Linked DNA regions of Homo sapiens: region 2 is linked to region 1. A link is a contact called in ENCODE Hi-C or POLR2A ChIA-PET data. All regions are on one chromosome and are shown on one strand. Each heading gives the region's core, a stretch centred on a gene start or an enhancer-like site at or near the end of the contact. The rest is flanking DNA. Distances are from core to core; before and after follow the strand shown. Region 1 has its middle 45 kb from the start of TRIM2. Region 2 has its middle 88 kb from the start of TRIM2.

Evidence for each region. A loop is a pair of places that touch in the nucleus more often than their neighbours do. ChIA-PET counts read pairs that join two places held with the same protein, here RNA polymerase II (POLR2A). Pooled maps may share reads with other maps.
Region 2: a loop to region 1 is called in a pooled map, with 6 times the contacts of the local background. The contact joins two enhancer-like sites. A Hi-C loop is called at or near these places in 3 of 168 maps with a recorded cell type or tissue (CD4-positive, alpha-beta memory T cell and naive thymus-derived CD4-positive, alpha-beta T cell) and 10 of 50 pooled maps. POLR2A ChIA-PET finds 5 or more read pairs at or near these places in 7 of 52 experiments (CD4-positive, alpha-beta T cell, OCI-LY7, activated CD4-positive, alpha-beta T cell and 3 more).

What each region holds. Positions count from the first base shown.
Region 1 is chr4:153,156,784-153,163,092 of GRCh38, forward strand. It overlaps a transcript of TRIM2 not described here. Among named protein-coding and RNA genes, the nearest start is that of TRIM2, 45 kb to the right of the region's middle. Within about 2 kb of position 3,213, at least 3 of the 41 ENCODE cell types and tissues checked have a DNase peak (open chromatin) inside an H3K27ac peak, as active enhancers do.
Region 2 is chr4:153,113,101-153,119,409 of GRCh38, forward strand. No RefSeq gene overlaps it. Among named protein-coding and RNA genes, the nearest start is that of TRIM2, 88 kb to the right of the region's middle. Within about 2 kb of position 2,896, at least 16 of the 41 ENCODE cell types and tissues checked have a DNase peak (open chromatin) inside an H3K27ac peak, as active enhancers do.

The DNA.
Region 1 (6,309 bases), core at 1,963-4,462:
TCTGCATAGACAAGACTATCTTGACCAGAGGTACAACAAATCCAGGCGGACTAGCACTGAGAGTTGACTGGATTCTCCCTGCCTCTCCCCTGTGGGTTAGGGCTGTTGTACTTTGGATGGTGGGGCCAGGTGGTGAAGTAACAGGAAGGCAGATCACCTGCCTCTCTAGCATTCCCCGCCCCTGCCTGCCCACCCTGCTGTAGTGCTAAGACCAGGGTGACACCTCTCTTCTTTCCCAATGATGAGGCACTGACAGCCTTCCAGGGTGGCAGAGAGACCTGTGTGTGCAAGGTGGCAGAGATGTGGCGCAGAAGAGATGGGCACTTACTCCAGTGCTGATACACAGAAGCCAGCTTTGTTCAAAACAGTGTTGTTTAGCAAGGTTGCACTGTATATAAATTAAATCAACATCCTTAAGCAGCTGCCTGTTTTCAGTTCCCACAGGCTAAGCAGGCAAAACCAGAGCGACTATGAGCAGGTGTCAGGTTCCCCTCCAAAGGTCACAAAAAAAGAAAAACCCCAAAGCCATGGCCATGCTGTCTCCAGTCCTTTTGCCAGCCTCTTGGTTCTCCAAAGTCAAATCTTTGGCTTGTGGTCCAAAGATTTCACTATCAATGAGAAGGTAAGGGGAGTTTTGAAGTTAGAATGTGTAAATGGCCCAGGGAAAAGGAAAGGAAGTAAGATCCAGCTGTTTGGTTGGATTCTGGTTGTCAAACACAGAAATATGTTTCTTGGAGGAGCAGAAGCCACATCAGCCCCAATTTTGAGTTGCCAAAACCATAGGCTCGGGCTGAGATGCTCTACCCTGGCATAATCTCTCTCCCTCTCTCTTAGTGACTGCGTAAAAAATGTGGTTGATTCTTTTCCTGGAATCATAGATTAGCACATTCCACTGCATTACCCTCTGCCCCCAGCTAGACCAGATCCTGAGGAGCAGGGGATGAATAGTGGGGTGCTCTGACACCCATTTAACAGTCTCACAGTGCCTTGCTTCGAGCCACTAAGCAGCCTCAAAGCTGTGCCCCAAAATGGGCTGCACACAAGGTTCTTCCTACGTGCTCCTTTCAGGCATGAGACCAACCTTGGGGATCAGTATTCCTGTCCTCTTTTCCAGGGCAGTGGTTAAATACCATCCACTGCTTTGCACTGGCACCTGGAATGTCAGGCTCTGACTATTTCTGGCTTGATAATGACAGGTTCCCTATGGAGAATTTTGGCCTATGAGCTTGTCAGCCAGGGTTTACACAGTCAGTTTGTGTTTTTTCTTGAGGTAGTTTACCCGGTTGCCTCTCTATTCTAGAGCTTTCCTGTTGGCTCTTTCTTTTTGACAAATTGACTACTTAACGGAAGATCTACTTAAGTGTGTCCAGGGACAGAGAGAGAAGGTAAAACCCCAGTCTATTGCTTTGAACCTTGTTGTGGTGGTAGCAGAAAAATCAACGAAGGGGAAATTTCATACTGTTGGCTAAAATGCAACTATTCAATTCATCCCTGTCCTGATCAATAATTCTTATTATATGAAATTAGTAAGAATATTAGGAAAGCTCAATTATGCAATCCTATGAACTATAATTGGTTTGTAAAAACAATTTCATTGGAAATTTTATTTAAAGTAGATTATTTTGATCATTGTATAGTGGCAAATCAAAAAGTAAATTCTCCTCCTAAGGTATAGTGATATGTAATGGGCAACAAAAATGCAGGAAACTTTAAATCTGTTAAATAATCACTCTTGTTCCTACTGAGAATGAAAAAAAGCAAAGGAAGCATGTGACAATTTTAAAACATTAGCTCTTGCCATCATGTTTAGAAGAAAGATTTGCACAATTAAAAAAAAACAGATAAAAAATAAAACAAAGACAGTGTCAGGTGGAGTGCTAGACTGGCTAATCAAATGCTGGGACAAGTGGTGCGGATAGCCTGTTCTACACCAAGGCTAGAAGAGGGGAAACTGATATTCTTGGACACAATCAGGTTATGAGTGCTGGCTCTAGGGCTTTGAGCGGTGATCTAGAACTGGAAAGGTAAGCCGAGAAGGTGGAAATACTTTTCACCTAAAGGCAAACAGCTTGAGCAGTGGCTCAAAAGGCTGCAGGAGCATGGATTTGGCAACTCATTTGATATGGGGAGAAAGAAGACAGGCTTTCTTCTTGGAGACCGGTGGTTGGGGTTTGTATTTCAAAGGTGTGTGACCTTGAGCAATTTGCTTAAGATGCAGTGTCTCAATTTTCTTATCTGTAAATGAACAACTGAGCCATTGCAGGTTGTTCTAAGGATTAAAGAAAATTGATATAAAGTGTCCGGCACTGTTCATTGCATACAGATGATTAGTCTGTGATGAGTATTTTTTTCAGGACAAAGACATAAAACGGAACTGTATCTTACTTCAATATCAGAATGAGGACTTTGAACTTGTTCTCAAGACCATACGAAGCCACCCTATGGTGGCTTTAGGAAGTGAAAGCATTTTTATACCACTTTACATTAGAAGTTCATTGAGTTTTTACAAAATCTTTTTTTTTTTTTTTTTTTTTTGTAGAGACAGTATCTTACTCTGTTGTTGAGGCTGGAGTGCAGTGACATGAACATAGGTCACTGCTGCTTGGTTCTGGACTCAAGTGATCCTCTCGTGTCAACCTCCCAAGTAGCTGGGACCACAAGTGTGCACTACCACACCCGGCTAATTTTTTTAAATTATTTTTTGAAGAGACAGGGTCTCGCCATATTGTTCATGCTGGTCTTGAACTCCTGGGCTCAAGCGATCCTCCAGCTTCAGCCTCCCAAAGTGCTAGGATTACAGGCATGAGCCACACCAGCCTAAAAATTCTTATATGACCATTTGAATCTCTGCTTAGATTTTTTTTCTTCTCTCTTGTGCTTGTAACTCAAACTTTAATACTTGAAAAGATTCATGAAAATTTGAATATACTTTTCTAAATCTGTAAGAAGACTGTCTCCCAAGATGGTTTGTCAGTAAACCATGTGGTTTATGGTCAGCATTGTGTTATCTCCAGCCTTTCTGAAGAGCTAACAGTAGCTCCGAGTTTAATTATGTAATAAGCTATGCCTACTATTTGATGCCACGAGAAATAAACTTTGAAAAAATTCAGTACTTGAAAATATTTATCAAATACGTAGGATCGTCTATTTCCATTAGTATATTATTCTTGAACATTTTCCCACAACCCATTATTTTTAGCTATTTTAAGTAAGAGTTACAACTTTGCTATGCTTTTGGTTTGGTGATGAGTAATGTTTCCATTGTTATATCTCTATTTTACAACTTCCCTGAACTGTTTAGTGCAATTTTTAGAATATGAGTCAGTTACAATCTTTACACTGCAGTTTTGAACCATCTTTTTATGACCTTCTAAGCGAAATATTTCTCTGAAAATTTCCCCTGCTTTCCCTCTCCCCTTTCCTTAATTCCCTTAAGTTAGTCTTTGTTAAGCATTATAATTGAGTAGAGTAAGCTGTGTTATCTAACACTTTTCTACTGCTTTTACAAGCACAAAGATGAATCGGAGATTCAACAAAGCTTCAAGGTTCTAGAAATAAGCGCTTTTGAGACAGGCGAGCAAAAATCACCAATCTCATTAGCTTCTCCAAAGGAAACAAATAAGTCTTGTGAGCTACTACTGGGATTTTTAGAGTTTTCCAGGCCTCATTTTAAAGAGATGGGGACTCACTGTGTTGTCCAGGCTGATCTTGAACTCCTGGCCTCAAGGCATCCTCCCACTTCAGCCTCCCAAAGTGCTGGGATTATAGGCATGAGCCACCATGCTGGCCATCTAGGCTTCAAGGGATGTTTGTTTGTTTGTTTGTTTGGAGACAAGGTTCCCACCCTGTTGCCCAAGCTGGAGTACAGTAATGTGATCATGGCTCACTGCAGCCTCAACCTCTCAGGCTCAAGCGATCCTTATACTTCAGCCTCCCAAGTAGCTGGGACTATAGGCATGCACCACCACACCTGGCTAATTTTTAAAATTTATTTTTTTCATAGAGACAAGGGTCTCTGTATGTTGCCCGGGGCTGATCTCAAACTCCTGGGCCGAAGTGATCTGAGCCTCCTGCTTTAGCCTCCCGAAGTGCTGCAGTTACAGGCGTGAGCCACCATGCCTGGCCAGGCTTCATTTTTAAAAAGGGGAGGGGAGGGTTGGGAGCTAGCTCTCTGGCTCACAAACAATAATGACTTCAATTTCTGTTCTTTCAATTGATTTTTATGTTTCCCTGGGAGGGAGAGGAAGACTAGGCATGCTCATCTTGCCAAAGTGATTAACTCTTCATTGGCCAGCCTCTTTGGACACCCATTTACTGCTCATTCTCTAGTATTCTAAGGAACAAAGATTTTGTTGTACTTTAAACTAAAATAGCTTGTTTGTTCTAAGAACGTAATACTAAATTTTGAGATGGAGACTGTATTTATACAGAAACACTTTGCAAGCAAATGTTTATAACCAGCCCCTACTGCTTTTACAAGCACAGAGATGAATCAAATATACACAAAAGCTTTGTGCTAGAAAGAACCTCCATGAATTGAACGTACGTGCTATATGGTAGGCATCATTCTTGTCACTGTGCATGCATGATCCCATTCAGCCTTAACAGTTATCCTATGAAAAGTTATTATCCTCGTTTTAGAGATGAGAAAACTGAGACTTAGAGAGATTGAGTACATTTGCAAAGTCGCTAGCTGTTAAAAAGCAGGTGCAGGAGTTGGAGTCATGTCTGTCTGAATTTAAAGCCGTTGCTTTTCCTGATATACTCTGCATATGACATGATGCACAGCAGAATCCTTGGGAATATTCTGCTCCCCTTGGAGTTCCCTGCTTAGTGAGTGCTTCGTGCTCAAAGAACTCTCACAGACAACGCTAGTACACTTATTAGTTTTCTTTGTATCCTTTGGTTCTCACAGGCCAACTGCTACAAGGCAGGTCCAACAAATTTCCTAGATGACTGAATATTGGGCAGTATTCCAAGGTGGTCAATTATGTCTAAGACTCACACAAAAGCATTAGCAAGGATTGCTCCATGGATCAAGAGCAAATCAATGTACAATTGTCCTCTGCAGCTAACTTATTAGGGAACATAAAGTTGCAATATTTCACTGGAAACTTCCATCCACTAGAAAAAAATGAGTGCTTAAGCAAATATGGCCAGACTCTGATTATGATTAAGCATAAACCTCCGAAATGAAATTCGTGTGTACATTCTCTCTGCGTGGGACCAATTTGGCCAGCTTACTTTAAGGAAAAGCTTTCTGTTGTCTGCATTCTTGCCAAATTTCTAAACTTTCAAGGGTAAGGACTGTAGTTTTAACTCTTTATTCTGGCATTTAGTCATTTAGCTTACTGCTTGGCATATAGTACATCTTCAAGAAATACTTGTTTGGATTGAGTGTATCAGGGTTCTCCAGAAAAACAGAACCAGTGGGAAATATATACATATAGATATATAGATGATATAGATATAGATGATATGGATATTGATATATACAGAGATTTATTATAAGGAATTGGCTCATATGATTATGGAGATAGACAAGTCCAATCTGTAGGATGGGGCAGCATGCTAGAGACCCAAGGAAAGCCAGAGTTCCAATTCCAAGGCCTTCAGTCAGAAAGAGCTGATGCTTCAGCTGAAGTCCACAGACCATCTGCTGGAAAGTTCTCTCTTACACAGGAAAGCATTCATCCTTTTGTTCTAGTGACACCTGCATTAGTTAAATAAGATCCACCCACATTATGGAGGGCAATCTTCTTTACTGATGAAAACGCTAATCTCAGGCAAAAAGACCCCCATAGAAATACCCAGAATAATGTTTGACCAAATATCTGGGCACTGCATGGCTCAGGCACATAGACACATAAAATTAGCCATTACAATGAGTGAATGAGTAAATAAGAAACAGTAGTTTCTGAACTGTGGCAGAGCAAGTGGACTTCAGGCATTGGCCTCTGTTGTAGCCTTGAGTTATACCACACCTCAGTAATAGGAAGAGCTCTTCTTTCCAGTGAGGCAGCACCAACAGACTATAGGGCTTGAACCCAAGATGCCACCTGAGGGGAATTCTCATGTGGCCACTTGTGTCCAAGTGATCAGTTACCACTGAATTATGTGAATTAAAGAAACAGGTTGGGACATGGACCATGCTCTCCAGAACTGAGGGTGAAAAGGGTGTCTTTCTAAGAGGTAAGATTTTTTGGAAGTGGAATCCTATCATGTAAGACCCTAGTTTTTCTAAGAATTTGTGGGAAAAAAATAACCTTTACCTGAGTGTATGTAGCCACATTTGACTGCTTTGTTTAG
Region 2 (6,309 bases), core at 1,646-4,145, 44 kb before region 1:
TGATCTTTAATTGAATTATATCTGCCAAGACTCTTTTTCCAAATAAAATTATAGTCACAGGGTCGCAAGTTCCAGGACACTGACATATCTTTTTGGAGCCCACCATTCAACTGAACTCAGTGCCTTATCCTGTTTCCCACCTGAGCCACTCTAGTCTCATGGTCACACCGTAGACCTTGTCATAACAAGCATCTCAGCCACCTTTAAATTATCGATCTCAGACATCCTCCCAGCTCTCTTGTGCTCTAGGACTCTAGCCCAAGGGCTCTCATTCACTGACGTCCCTGCCTGTGCGTTTTCTGTCATTCCTTCCCTCATTGTTGCCCTCCTTACTCAGCTCAGACTGCAAGTTGCCTCATTACAACCTCTCCCTGGCAGAATTCCTCAACCCCTTGCTTCTCTCTTCTCTAAGTCATACTTATCCTGCAAAACCTCAACCTTGGCTGATTCTAGTATTGACTTGGATGCACAGCTGACCACAACAGGAAAAGTCACACTGTCGGGCTGACTGGTTTCACTTTAAGTTCATGGCCACAAACCTCTAATGGGCACTGCTTAGCTACTCTGTCCATTTCCATTGTGAGTTGACTTTCCCCGGCAGCATCTCTCTCTTCACATCTCCCATGGTGAATGCATGACCTGCCCCACATGGAGCTGAGTAAATACACATATCAGAGGGGAGCGCAATTCTCTTCTCATCTCCAAATGCACAGGTAGACTCACAGCTACATCTGTCTTGTCACACCCCAAGCACCCTGCTCCCCGACCTGAACTCACTCCAGCACAGGCGCTCTTGAGAGAGGCAGCCTTGCCCAGGCCACTTGGTGCTCTGTGGCTCACACCCAAACGATGCCTGGCATGGGAAGCTCTTGGTGTTGGTTGAATGAAGGAGGACTTCCTTCCTCCAGTTATCTCCTCCTGCACCCTCGATCTTCTCTCCACTGAATCATTTCCACTCACACACAAAGACGTGCTGGAATCTCTCATTAGAAGAAGTCTTTCTGTGGCTCGACAGACTCTCAGTGTTCCCTCCCTTTCCCCATCCTGTTTCATAGCAAAACTTCTCCCACAAGCGGTCTGCACACTAACATCTTGGCTTCACCCATCCTTCCTTCTGCTTCTTCACCTACTCTTCAGTCTCCTCCAGTCTGGCTTCTGGCTTCTCCACTCCCCCGAAACTCCTTTTGTCAAGGGTGTCAGTGACCTCTGTGTCAAGGGCATCGATAAGCTCCATGCTGTCAAACCCAACTTTGTCTATTATAAAAACACCTAGAAGAAAGAAATTGACAGAGGAGAAGGCTGTAAGGTGAAACACAACTGCCCACCCCCTCTTCTTAGACCCCTCTCCTCTCTCATTGCCCATGATACAGCAAATAGATTTTTCTCTTATCCCACCAGACACTTCTAATCAACCTTCCTCACTAGGTCGCCCTCTCCCTGACCTCTAGATACAACCTCTTATTCTTCTCTGTCGATGTATTTTTCATTCTTAGCTTTAAACACCATCCATTTGCTGATGAATTCCAAATTTATTTTTTCATTTGAATCTAGACTCTTAAGCCCTCCGTATCCTTCCTTGGTGACTTCTTTAGGTATTTCAGGGGCATCTGAAATTTAACATTTCCTAAATGTCACCCTTGATCTCCCCAACCCCCTCCCCACCACCCAACTGGTTCCCTCCATCGGTCCTCAGAAAATGGTGCCACCATCTCACTTGCAGTCATGCCCAACAGCTAGCATAGTCCTTGTGGGAGTGTCTCTGGAGATAAAGTCATAGACCGGGAAATGCTGTGCCAAAAGGCGTGTGCCACTTCTTAAAAGTATAGAGAGCTCTGATGCCCATTCACCACAATAACAAACGAGGCTTTGAAGCTCCTGACGTTATCGTCTCTGAAACTGTGAGGATTTTTTTTTAACTGGGTAGTTTGCTTTGCCTGGAACTCTTCCCTCCTCTGAGGCGTTGGTGAGTCAGCTGGGGCTCGTAGATATAAGCAATGGACACCAAGCTCTGGGTGTTACAAGTAGAAAAAATGGACTGAAAGAGTACTGGGTAGCTCACAGGGCCACTGGGAAGACTGAAAAACTGCGGGACTAAAGGGAGCCCTGAGGTCAGCCCCAACCAAAACCATACCCTAGAACCTGTGCACACCAGACTCTGGACGTCATCACTGCCTGCTGCCATCGTTGTCACTGCCTGAAAAACAGCCTCCTCCTCTCATCCCTGACTCTGCTTCACTAGGGTCGGTGCCTGTGCCCTGGCTTCCCAGGAGGGGGAAAGGCAATGGGCCATTTTGACTGCACCCTTAAGACTTATCAGGTGTCACTCTGGGTGGCTGCAGAGGTGACGGCCGCCCATGGTGCTCATCCTGAGGGTCCGCAGCTCTCATTGCTGTTCAGCAAGACAACACTGGACCTGTTGGCTGTTACAGACTCTGGGGCTTTGGGAAGGGAACGTGAATGGAGCAGGGGAGGGAGGCAGGGTGGCACAATGTTTAATTATGCCATTCCAAAGTTCTGGCCACCAGTCTGTCCTGTCTGTCTGTCCTGCTAGCAAGTTCTGCATGTGGCATGTCAGCGGCCATCTTCATGTTCCTGCTGGGCCTCTTCTTTGATGTCATAACTATGAATATGTTGCCCACATTTTGTCCCCTTTTTATAGAAAGGCTCCAAGCACTTTGCAAACATTAGTAAGTGATTAGTCATCAGTACACAGTTGTTAATAAATCAGGGACTTTCTCAGCTGGATTCCTCCTGTTTTTCTCCCTCTGCCCATCAAGATGGGAGGTGGGGTGGTAGGGGGGAGAAAGACTGGACTCCTTTTTCTTAAGCACTGCCTTACCATTTCTCTACCAACCCTGGCACTTGCAGTGGAAACTTGCCGCTTCCGTTTTTAGCCACAGAGGTAATCTACTTTCATTTTGGCGACTAGGCTGGTATTTTTTTCCACGAAGCTGGGTGATGAGCCTTGCCCTGGTTTCTGAGGTTTCATGTTCACCAGCAGTAAGCCAGGCCTCCTTTTTCCCCTGGTTTCTTTTCTTTTCTTTTTTTTTTTAAAGAAGAGGAAACCAAGGCAAGTATTTAGTGAAGGTGGCCAAGACGCTGGAGCTGCTGTTCTCAGAGCGCAGTCTGCAGGCCAGCACATTAGCAACATCTGAAGTGCACATTAAAATAACTCCATCGCCACCTCCCAAATCAGCCCACCTCCCCCACTTCCCTCCACCCCACCTCCATCCACCCCACCTCCATCCACCAAATCAGTGTCTTTGGCATTAAAACCAAAGAAATTGCAGTTTTATTAAGTTCGCAGATGACACTCTAATTTAAAAACCACTAGTTCAGAGTAGACGTAGGCATCAGAGCAGTGACATGATTTGAAGCCACAGGCCTCAGTCTATGCACCTGCAAGGTAAGTGATGAGCAAATGAATGCAATAGGCAGCACGTGGACACTTTTGGGGGTGCCTATCCATTATACAAGTTTGTTTTTGTTTTTTTGAGAAAGGGTTTCATTGTGTCACCCAGGATGGAATGCAGTGGCAGGATCTCAGCTCACTGCAACCTCCACCTCCCAGACTCAAGCAATCCTCCCACCTTAGCCTCCTGAGTAGCTGGGACCACAAGTGCATGCCACCACACCCGGCTAATTTTTGTATTTTTTATATAGACAAGGTCTCGCTATGTTGCCCAGGCTGGACTTGAACTCCTGGACTCATGTTATCTGCCTCTCTTGGCCTCCCAAAGTGCTAGGGTTACAGGCATGAGCCACCCCGCCCAGCCTCCATTTCACAAGTATTTGAATGACTGCCTACTATGTGCAAAATATATGCCAGAAAATAATCAGGAAATTTTCCATCTATAAATTGCATTAGATAGATAGATAGACAGATAGATAGATAGATAGATAGATAGATAGATAGATAGATAGATAGATGATAGATAGATAGATGATAGATAGATAGACAGACAGATGATAGATAAACATAAACATTAGCCCTACTGTTTTCTGTCTTCTAAGATAAGGGAGCTGAATAGATGGAGCTGAAGGGTCTTCTAGTTCCAATTTCCTACAATTTATGAAGTGGTTGGAATTAGCCCTGACCACTTCCTAGACACTCTTAAAAAAAAAAAAAAAAAGACTTCAAACACACACAAAAAAGCACTAAAAAACAAAAACAGAAACAAAACACAGATGCCCATGTTTCGACCTCCAACATTGAACACATTTTAACATTTTTCAATCAATCTAAATCTTTATAGATACAGTTGAAGTCCTCACTTTCAACCCATTTATCTCCTTCCCTTCCTTTCTATCCAGAAGTGATGATCCTGAAACTGGTATGTGCCTTTTACCAATGGTTTTATAAATTCAAAATATATACTGTTGTTCAGTGTTTTTATAAACACATATATAGTTTATATATATCCATCATGTGCCTTTTATACCTATTTTGCAGTATTTTCAAATCTATCTATATTGATACATGTACATCTACTTTGTTCATTTGTATGACATTCCAATATATGAATATCACCACGATTTATTTAACCAGTTTCCTACTGATTAGCACTTTCCATTTTCCATGTTTGCTGTTTAGATGACAAATTGCTCTCCCACGTGATGGTGCCATTTATATTCCCGCCAGAGCTCAATGAGGCTCCACATTTACCCACATCCTTGCCAATACTGTGCTTGGTTTTAGGTTTTTAACATTTTTGCCAGTTCGATAGGGATGAAATGCCATCTCATGGTTATGCTGATTTGCGTTTCCTTGATTACTAATGAGGTAGAACATATTTTTCATTTTTTCCTTTTTTTTTTTTTTTTAATTTGAGACAGGGTCTCACTCTGTCCCCCCTGGCTAAAATGCAGTAGTGCTATCTAGGATCACTGCAGCCTCGACTCCCCAAGCTCATGTGATCCTCCTGTCAGAGGCGTTTGAACCAGAGCAACTCTGTCTTGAATAGGAACTGGGTAAAATGAGGCTGAGACCTACTGGGCTGCATTCCCAGAGGGTTAAGGCATATCTAGTCACAGAATGAGATGGGAGGTTGGCACAAGATACAGGTCATAAAGACCTTGCTGATAAAATTTTGCAGTAAAGAAGCCGCCTAAAACCCACCAAAACTAAGATGGCCACGAGAGTGACCTCTGGTCGTCTTCACTGCTACACATTCACCAGCGCCATGACAGTTTACAAATGCCATGGCAATGTCAGGAACTTACCCTATATGGTCTAAAAAGGGGAGGTATGAATAATCCACTCCTTGTTTAGCATATCACCAAGAAATAATCACAAAATGGGCAACCAGCAGCCCTCAGGGCTGCTCTGTCTATGGAGTAGCCATTCTTTGATTCCTTTACTTTACTAATAAACTTGCTTTCACTTTACTCTATGGACTCACCCTGAATTCTTTCTTGCGTGACATCTAGGAACCCTCACTTGGGGTCTGGATCAGGACCCCTTTCCTGTAACTCTCTCATCTCAGCCTCCTGGGCAGCTGAGATTACAGGCACCTGCTACCAGGTCTGGCTATTTTTTGTATTTTTTTAGAGAAGAGGGTCTCACTATGTTGCCCTAGCTGGTTGCAAACTCCTAGGCTCAAACAATCTGCCTGCCTCAGTCTTCAAAAGTGCTGGGATTATAGGTGTGAGCTACTGCACCCTGCGTATTTTTCATTTTTTAATAGCCATACACATTTTCTCTTCTGTTAATCATTAATTTATTTGTTCTTTTTTTTATTGAATTGCAGGATTTAAAATTTTTCTGGAGTCAAATGTTTCACTAGTTACACAAATTGCAAATATCTTCTCCCGGTCTGTAACTTCACCTGTGGAGTTGGGGTGCATCACTCTCCTGGCACGTGCATGTATTGGGTGCATCACTCTCCTGGCACGTGCATGTATTGACCAACCCAGAAACTCTGTGAACCCCTCTATGTAGGGGTTTTTATTGGAGGTTCCACTTATTACATAGACATGATTGATTAAATCATCAGCCACTGGTGATGGACTCAATCTTCAGTCCCTCTCCCCTCCTGTCCAGCTGAAAGTTCCAACCTTCTAATCCTGTGGTTGGTTCCTCTGACACCAGGCCCCATCCAGAAGCTATCTAGGGCCCCAGTGAGAGTCACCTGATCAGCATAATAAGGTGTGGTTGAAAGGGGGCTTATGAGAAGTGACAAAACACACTGCTGTCACCACTAATGCTCAGGGAATTACAGGGGTTTTAGGGGCTCTGAGCCAGGAACCATATTACAAAGACGAAATATGTGTTTGTTATTATATCACAGTGTCACACATCTTATTTCC